Linked DNA regions of Homo sapiens: regions 2 and 3 are each linked to region 1. The links are chromatin contacts, found by Hi-C or POLR2A ChIA-PET in ENCODE. All regions are on one chromosome and are shown on one strand. The core of a region is the stretch at or near the end of the contact, and the rest is flanking DNA. Distances in the headings are between cores, read along the strand shown.

The links. A loop is a pair of places that touch in the nucleus more often than their neighbours do. ChIA-PET counts read pairs that join two places held with the same protein, here RNA polymerase II (POLR2A). Pooled maps may share reads with other maps.
Region 2: a pooled map shows a loop between it and region 1 (2.3-fold over the local background). The contact joins two enhancer-like sites. A Hi-C loop is called at or near these places in 2 of 50 pooled maps. POLR2A ChIA-PET finds 5 or more read pairs at or near these places in 6 of 52 experiments (AG04450, BJ, PC-3 and 3 more).
Region 3: a loop to region 1 is called in a pooled map, with 4 times the contacts of the local background. The contact joins two enhancer-like sites. A Hi-C loop is called at or near these places in 2 of 50 pooled maps. POLR2A ChIA-PET finds 5 or more read pairs at or near these places in 3 of 52 experiments (B cell, H1 and WTC11).

The regions. Positions count from the first base shown.
Region 1 is chr19:16,416,445-16,419,534 of GRCh38, forward strand. EPS15L1 (epidermal growth factor receptor pathway substrate 15 like 1) reads right to left here. Exons shown (of 24, transcript NM_001258374.3): 11 at 1,504-1,660; 12 at 1,108-1,193. Among named protein-coding and RNA genes, the nearest start is that of EPS15L1, 54 kb to the right of the region's middle. RefSeq lists enhancers at 1,151-1,220, 1,251-1,300, 1,446-2,049 and a silencer at 1,401-1,480. Within about 2 kb of position 1,332, at least 8 of the 41 ENCODE cell types and tissues checked have a DNase peak (open chromatin) inside an H3K27ac peak, as active enhancers do.
Region 2 is chr19:16,282,426-16,285,321 of GRCh38, forward strand. KLF2-DT (KLF2 divergent transcript) reads right to left here. Exons shown (of 2, transcript NR_186323.1): 2 at 934-1,296. Among named protein-coding and RNA genes, the nearest start is that of KLF2-DT, 41 kb to the right of the region's middle. Within about 2 kb of position 1,531, at least 33 of the 41 ENCODE cell types and tissues checked have a DNase peak (open chromatin) inside an H3K27ac peak, as active enhancers do.
Region 3 is chr19:16,610,737-16,613,647 of GRCh38, forward strand. The region is part of intron 1 of MED26 (mediator complex subunit 26); the gene reads right to left. Among named protein-coding and RNA genes, the nearest start is that of MED26, 16 kb to the right of the region's middle. Within about 2 kb of position 1,340, at least 7 of the 41 ENCODE cell types and tissues checked have a DNase peak (open chromatin) inside an H3K27ac peak, as active enhancers do.

The sequences.
Region 1 (3,090 bases), core at 82-2,581:
GGGCAACATGGCGAAACCCCATCTCTACAAAAAATATAAAAAAATTAGCCAGGCATGGTGGCATGCACCTGTACTCTCAGCTTCCTGGGAGGGTGAGTGGGAAGATCACTTGAGCCCAGGAGGCAGAGGCTGCAGTGAGCTGAGATCACACCACTGCACTCCAGCCTAGGTGACAGAATGAGACTCTGTCTCAAATTAAAAAAAAAAAAAAAAAATCTAGCCAGCATGGTGGTGCGTCCTAGCTACTCGGGAGGCTGAGGTGGGAGGATTGCTTAAGCCTAGGAAACAGATGCTACAGTGAGCCATGATCACACCACTACGCTCCAGCTTGGGTGACAGAGCGAGACCCTGTCTGAAAAACAAACAACAAAAAAGGATGTCATTCTTGAAGAGGATCCAGAGGGGAATACAGGAAGTGACTGCATTTCTTTATACCAGACTCTAAAAGTACAGACAGCCCATCCAAAGCCCTCGTTTACACATGAGGAAACTAAGGCACTAGGCAAGAAGGGGAGCCACAGACCTGGAGGCCCCTTCACACCTTCAGCTGCTGGGTCCTAAGCCCGCTCCTCGCCATCTGAGACCCAATTGCCCTAGCTGTCAAGGATAACAAGGCCTTCCTAGCACTGGGGAGGGGCTGATGCCTGGGGCTACTGAGCTGCGACCTGCCTGAGACCACAAAGCTGCCACAGGCTCTGCCCATGACCTGCCTGGGACAACACAGCTGCCACAGGCTGTGCCCATGACCTGCCTGGGACCACACAGCTGCCACGGGCTCTGCCCACGACCTGCCTGGGACCACACAGCTGCCACAGGCTCTGCCCACGACCTGCCTGGGACCACACAGCTGCCACCCACAGGCTCTGGTCAAGACCTGCCTGAGACCACACAGATGCTACGGGCTCTGGCTGAGGCTGATTCAAATGGAAGATGTCATTCTTCAAGCCCCTTGAGCCAGTTTAGGACCTCAGAAGCTGTATCTTTTCCTTCCTTCTGAATAAACCTGTGATGAGCAAACTTCCAGGTGAGCCTCTGATATTTCCGATAACAACCTGGGAGAGTTCGTGTAACATCTGGATGTGGAGGGAAGGGCCGTTTCCAACATACCTTTGTAACTGGGCAATCTCTTGACTGATGTCATCAAGCTCCTTCACGCCAGTAAACTCCCCGGAGCCGAGAGAGCCTGAACTGTCCTAGAATTGAATTCAGAGGCGAGATCTCTAATTAGCAACCTGACATCACCTGACAGGAGGCACCAGCAGTTCTCGGGCCCAGGGATAAAATTGTCCCTTTAGTACACAGGGTGAGGTAGCAAAAGTGTCAGCCCCCTGCCTGGGGAAATACCTGGGCAGCCAAGCCACCCTCCCGGGGGCCCCTGTTGAGGAAGGCAGGGACCACAGGCAGCACCCGCCACCGTGGGCTCATGTGTGCCACCAGTGCCACCTGGTGGCAGGCGGTGGGAAGGGATGTCAATACCCCCAGGGCATGACCAGCACCACTCACCGGGCCGGGCGTGCCTCTCTCCGAAGGCGGGACCATGTCCGGCGAGAGGACTTGAGGAGGGTCGATGCCTTTACTGACCTTCTGCTGAATGAAATACATAGCTAACGCGAATTGGTCTTTGCTTAACTTCCCCGTTTGCCTCGTATCGGCCAGGGCCCTGGGAGAAACGTGGGGATGCTAATTACACATCACAGGCGCCGACTCAGCCTGAACCCAAGTCACCGATCCCTTGCTTTTCAAAAACGACAGCGACGAAAACAACGGCAGGGCGTGGTGGCAAGCCCCAGCTCCTTCCCTACTTCACATCTCCTTCCCAGGAAGTGGCCCAGGGGTTCCCCGCTCCCAGTGTCCCCCACCCTAGGAGGGCTGTCAGGGCTGAAGAACCCCAAGCCCCTGACCTGGGCTGAGGAGCCGACCCCCTGGGAAAACCTCACTAGGGCTGAGATGCAGCTGCCTCTTCCTTTGGCTTATCTCGTGCGTGGGGCAGGCTCTGATGCTGCAGGCATGGAGTAGACCAGCCCTTCCGTGGAAATGGGTGCTGAGACCAAGCATTGTCCCTGTAGCTCTGGGTCATCTGAATGGCCCCGGCTACTGGCCTTCAATGGGGATGACAGCAGCACTTTGGGGTGTCATCATGATGAAGAAAGAATCAGCAACGACTCTCTTTCCTTGTTATGAACGGAACGTTTATGTCCCCCCAGATTCCTATGTCCAAATCCTATCCCTCAATGGGATGGTGTTGGGAGGTGGGGCCTCTGGGAGGTGATGAGGTCATGAGGGTGGAGCCTCAGGAGTGGGATTAGTGCCCTTATAAAAGAGGCCCCAGAAGGCTCTCTCTGCTCCTTTTGCCATGTGAGGACACGGCAAGCAGGTGGCCGTCTACAAACTAGGCAGTGAGCCCTCACCAGACACTGGATCTGCTGGTGCCTGGATCACAGACTTCCACCCCCCAGAGCCGTGAGAAATGTCTGTTTCTAAGCCACTCTGTCTATGGCACTTTGTCACAGCAGCCCAATGGTCTAAAACACTCCTCTTGTGCCCAAATGAGGCTGCCACAGGGGCATGGCCACAATGCACAGGACAGTCCCCCACAACTAAGCGTCCCCTGCCCACATAGCTCTTGGATGTCCTGAAAGATGGGCCAAGGCAGCATCTGAATAGCAGCACACAGTGGTCCTGTGGAGCTGAGGTGAGAGGCTCCGCGACACTCACAATCAAGGAGCCAGCCAGGGCCGGGTGCAATGGCTCATGCCTGTGTTCTCAACACTTTGGGAGCTGAGGCGGGCAGATCACCTGAGGTCAGGAGTTCGAGACCAGCTTGGCCAACATGGGGAAATCCCGCCTCTACTAAAAATACAAAAATTAGCCGGGCATGGTGGCGCGCGCCTGTAATCCCAGCTGCTCAGGAGGCTGAGGCACGAGAATCACTTGAACCCAGGAGGCAGAGGTTTCAGTGAGCCAAGATTGCGCCAATGCGCTCCAGCCTGGGCAACAGTGAGTCTCTGTCTCAAAAAAAAAAAATAAAAAAATGAGGAGCCAACCAGGAAGGGAAGGGACCCTTGTGGAGTAAGGACAAGGCCTTTGGCA
Region 2 (2,896 bases), core at 281-2,780, 130 kb before region 1:
CAAACAGGTTGGCACTTGGACCAAAAGTGTGTGAGACCCAGACCGAGGGCCGGGTGGAACCCAGAATCACAGGGGATTTGCTAATAAGGCAAATCTGGGTGAGGACGCACCTGCTCCAGGAAGGGAGGTGGGGTTGCTCTAGCGACGATGAGCCTGGGGTCTAGGTGGCAGCAGCAGGCCAAGTGCCAGGCGCCCCAGGGATGGGGAAGGATTGATTGAATAAATGTTTAAAGGAACGAATGAGTGGATGCACAGGTGGATGGGGAGGGGTTGTGCTGTAACCACCATGAAACAAACTCCACACTTTGATGAGCCACGTGGAGAGGGAGTGGGCAGAAAGAAGAAACTGGAAGTTGGGCCGGGTGCGGTGGCTTATGCCTGTAATCCCAGCACTTTGGGAGGCCGAGGCAGGTGGATCACCTGAGGTCAGGAGTTCCAGATCAGCCTGGCCAACATGGTGAAACCCTGTCTGTACTAAAAATAGGAAAATTAGTTGGGCATGGTGGCACATGGTGCAGGGCTGAGGCAGGAGGATCGCTTGAACCCCAGAGGTCAAGGCTGCAGTGAGCCGAGATCGTGCCATTGCACTGCAGCCTAGGCAAGAAGAGTGAAACTCTGTCTCAAAAAAAAAAAAAAAGAAAGAAAAGAAAAAAGAAATTAAAAAAAAAAAGAAAATATTACCTAGAGTAAAAGAAACCAGACATAAAAGGCCACATATTGTACAATCCTATCTATGTGAGATGCCCACAGAGGCAAATCCATAGGGCCAGAAAACAGATTGGTGTTTGCCAGGGACTGGGGGTGGAGAAATGGGAAGTGACTGGTAATGGGGACAGGGTATCCCTTTAAGGTGATGAAAATATTCTGGAACTAAGTAGAGGTGGCGGTTGCACAACACTGCATGTATAAAATGCCACTACTTTAAAAATGGTTAATTTCATGTGAATTGCACTTTAATAAAAATAAACAAGTATTTAAAAATCCACCAATGCAAACACTTCTCTGTTCCTCTGTGGTGGAGGAAGGGACACGCGCTTTTTTTTCCGACCTTAGGAAGGAACAAGGGAGCCGGGGTCCCCTCCCAGCCTGGGAGCCCTGGGCACAGTCCCGGCTCATTTGTCAGAGCTATCGGAGCCGTCCTCGGGCTGGTGGGAGTTCAGGGCTCTGAAAGGTTTTCTGTCAAGGCTTGAAAGGGGGCCAGGTTTTTTTCCCCCCGGAGCCGCGCAGTCTCGGGGCTGTTGTTCTCAGCAATCGCAGGGCCTCGTGTTAGCAGGAAGCACAGCCAAGTAGGGTTTCCTGCGTGTTGGAGAGAGGAAGCTCCGTAATGTTCTGGGAGGCGATGGTTAAAAATAACTCCGGTATATAAAGACAGCGGAGGGTCCCCTTGTTCGCTCACTCGGGCGCCGGCCGGCTGGACGCAGGGCCGAGCAGGTGGTTTGGGGCCTCGGGAAGGCCAAACCCCCGCCTCTGGGCCCCTGGCTGGGGAAGACACCAGCCAAGTTCAGAGCCCCAAGTCGGCCTCACTTCCACAACTCAGCGTCAGGGACACCGTGGGCGTTTCTGTTTCAAAACGCTTTTCTCCAGCAAAGAACGTAACCTCAAGCTGCTGTCAGGGTAGAGGAATCCCTGCCCCCCGCCGCCACCCAGATAGGTTGGGCCGTGATTTTGGCTGTGCCTGGCAGTGACGATGTAGCGCACCCAGGCTGGGGGGCGCTGGCAGCCAGGGTTCAAATCCCGGCTCTGCCACCTAACGCTGGGACTCAGTTTCTCCATCTGTAGAATGGAACTAACAATAGCTCCTATGCTGTTGTAAGCACTAAACACAGAAGTTAAGCTTTGGGAGTTAGGAGGGTGTGACCTGGGAAATGGATGTCTGCCCTTTCATAAGCAGATTTTGTTTTGTTTTGTTTTGTTTTGTTTTGAGACAGGGTCTCACTCTGTCACCCAGGCTGGAGTGCAGTGGCAAGATCACGGCTCTCTGCAGCCTCAACCTCCCAGGCTCAAGTGATCCTCCCTCCTCAGCCTCCCAAGTATCTGGGACCACAGATGCACGCCACCACGCCTGGCTAGTTTTCTTTTGAATTTCAGTTAAGACAAGGTATCACTATATTGCCCTGGCTGGTCTCGAACTCCTGGGCTCAAGAGATCCCCCCATCTCGGCCTCCCAAAGTCCTGGGATTACAGACATGAGCCACTGCGCCTGGCCACAAGCAGATTTTTAGAGTTGTCATTGCCATCGGAACAGCTGCCCAGACAGCAAGAAGAGCAAAAGCCTGTGTCTGGGGTCAATGCCAGGGTTTGAGGCTTCCAAGCCTAGGTGACCCCACAACAGATTCAACACATACAAAAAGGATCACAAGGACATGTTATAAACATCTCGATGCCAAAATATTCAGTGACAGGGATGAAATGGACACATTCCTTGAAAGACACAAATTACCAAAGCTTACTTAAGAACAAATAGATCGGCCGGGCGCGATGGCTCGTGCTGTAATCCCAGCACTTTGGGAGGCCGAGGCAGGCGGATCACCTGAGGTCAGGAGTTTGAGACCAGGCTGGCCAACATGGTGAAACCCCGTCTTTACTAAACAACAAAAATTAGCTGGCCATGGTGGCGGCCACTGTAATCCCAGCTACTCAGGAGGCTGCGGCAGGAGAATTGCTTGAACCCCGGAGGTGGAGGTTGCAGTGAGCTGAGATCGTGCCATTGTACTCCAGCCTGGACAACAGAGTGAGACTCTGTCTCAAAAAAACAGAAAAGAAAGAAGAAGAAAGAGAAGGGGAAGGGGAAGAAGAGGAGGAATAAGAGGAAGAAGAAAGAGAAGGGGAAGGGGAGGAAGAGGAGGAATAAGAGGAAGAAGAAAGTAGAAAGAAGAAGAGGAGGAGGAAGAAGGAG
Region 3 (2,911 bases), core at 90-2,589, 190 kb after region 1:
TCGCCTCCAAATTACCCATTGCACCCTGTGGATGCCACTGTTTCCTATGTGTGCCATGACATGGAAGGCTGAAAGCAGTGTGACAGCAGGAGGGCATGGGCTCTGTATAATGGGTGGCCAGGAGAGGCCTGAAGAAGTCCGACTGTCACAAGAACTGGATGAGGGAGAAGGTTCTCCCACAAGAATGAGGGCAAGGGTTCAAGTTAAGCTGAGAAAGGAAAGAAGGGCCCAAGGCCTGTAGCATGTGTAGATCATGACAATAAGGAATGTGGGCGTCTATTCTAAGGGTGATGGAAAACCACTGAAGGATGTGAAGTGACAGTGGTGTCATCTGCTTATCGGTATGGAAGGGACAGGACCAAGAGGGAAATGGCCAGGGTTGGACTCGAGATGGAGGGCAGAGGAGGGCTGGAGAACATGCATCCTGGCAGTAGCCCCCGGGCCTCACAGGTGGAGTAGGTGACTAAGGTGAGAGGAAGGCAGAGGCATGGACCACTCCAGGGTGTTTAGCAGAGCCATGGGGTGTGGCTTCACTGACTGTGTGGAGAAAACCAGGTGTTGTCCAGTCATTTTTGGTGGGATGGACCTCTGGGAACATGAAGAACATGACTGGTGGCCTTGACTGGAGTGTTATGTTGCACACTAGTGTTCTGAACCTTCCGGAAACGTATGAGAGGGGAACTAATCCTCTCCACTGATTGCAGTACATAGAGGCCCGCAATCCACTCCACAGCCGATTGCTCTCTATAGTGCTCAAGTGCTCTTCAGGCTAGAGCAGCCTACTTTTATTTTCATTTTTTTACAGTTTAATTGAAAAGACAATGGAGCATAGGGGAAAACAAACCAACCCATTCCCCCTGCCCCAACCAACACAAGTGCTTCCATTTTACCCCAAGTTCTAGTTCTTTAGGCATCCAGCCTATCCAGATGCCTGAGTCACAAAACCACTCCTTTCCCCCTCATGGTAAGGCCTGCCCATTTTTCTATAGAGCCTTCAGAATCACGCTTTCGGCTATAGGCTATTTGACTCTGTGGATGCACCATGATTCTGAAGCTTCTCCCATGCTGTTTAAAAATAAACTTCATTAAAAAAAAAAGAAGTAAATGGAGACAAGGTCTTGTTATGTTGGTCAGTCTGGTCTTGAACTCCTTGCCTCAAGCGATCCTGCCACCTTGGCCTCCCAAAGTGTTGGGATTACAGGCGTGAGCCACCAAGCTCAGCCTGTAAATAAACTTCCAAGAGTAAAATTACTGGGTCACAGGACATGAGCATGTCTATGCCTCTTGCTACATAAATAGTTTCCAAGAGGGTGACAGTGGCTCTGAGCTCCTGCCAACAGGGTGATGCAGGTTGTTGGGGGTGGGGTAGGAGATAGGCCGGGAGAGATAAAACAGCAACCCGCTGGCTTAACATCCAGTCTTGATTACCCACCAAGGCCATTCTGCCCACATGTTTTTGTGCAAGGTATATGTTCCAGGTATCAATTACGTCAACATTTTTCTGTCCAGTAAAATCTTGGAGATCTTATGATTATGATTACTTTTTGTGTGTTTGGTTTTTTTCTTGAGACAGGGTCTCGCTCTATCACCCAAGCTGGAGTGCAGTAGCGTGATCTTGGCTCACCCTAGCCTCAGCCTACACAGCTCAAGCGATCCTCCCACCTCAGCCTCCCGAGTAGCTGGGACTACAGGCACATGCCACCAGCCCCACCTAATGTTTGTGATTTCTACTACAGACAAGGTGTCACTATGTTGCCAAGGTTGGTCTCAAACTCCTTGCCTCAAGCGATCCTCCCACCTCGGTCTCCCAAAGTGCTGGGATTACAGGCTGGAGCCACCATGCCTAGCCACAATTGTTGATTCTAAAGTATGTCTCTACACAGGAAGAATATTGGCTATTGCTTCTGAAAGGCAGCTTCATGTGCACAAAGTTGTATTTTGATCATCCCCACCTGCAACTGCAGCACAGAGAGATTTGGAAAAGTACAGGCAGCTTTTAAACCTGCTTGTGAATTTCAGCCTAAGCACCTCTTCCAAGGAAGAGGCTCTGGACCCTGACGTCTGGGATTTTGTTCTACAACCAATTTCTTCCTGTTTTCCCCCGAGGGAGCATTTAGAAATGTGTAAATTATGCAATGTTGTCTTGTAACTGCTCCTTGCTGACACTAAAGGAAAGACTACCCTTGAAAAAGAACAGCATTTGTGAAAATCAAAGTTCAGTATCTACAAACTCATCTAGGGGTGTAATACCCCCTAGCTCCTGAAAAGTCGAGAAGGGGCTTATACATGTTTAGTACCTACTAGGTACTAAATTTCCTTTCAGGCACTGTTTACCTTTAGTAGGATAGGGACGTCCTCACTTTATAGAGAGTATTAATAGCACTGATAAATATTTGATGTGATTTGTCCAAGGACATATAACTTGGAGACGGAGCTGTAGAGATTCGAATCCAGGTCTAATTCCCAAACTCTTACATATTAAATACTTTTCTTTCTTTCCATCTTTCTTTCTTTGGGAGGAGGGGAGAGGAGGCTTAGAGGATTTCTAGTTGATTGTTAAACCTATTCATCAACCTACTCATAAGAAATGAAAAGCCTCCCTTCTCCACAAGAAAAGACCTCATCAACTGGAGCTGACATGGCTCAAAGGCTCTAGAGATGTCAGAGGCCGTGTCTGGCTGGGGAAGGGACACGGGATCCTCTGCACTCCACAGCAGCTCAGGCACAAACTCCCCCACTTCCGAGGTGGAAAAAGACAGCAGAGTCCCCAGCTCTCTACCCAAGGCGCTTGACGGGCACTGTCTAGGTGGCACTGGCTTCACATGCATCCCCCTTCCCTCTACAGTGGGCAGCAGTGTTATCTCCGGATGAAAGCAAAGGCTCTGAGGGCAGAAGGAGTCGGGCTCACAGC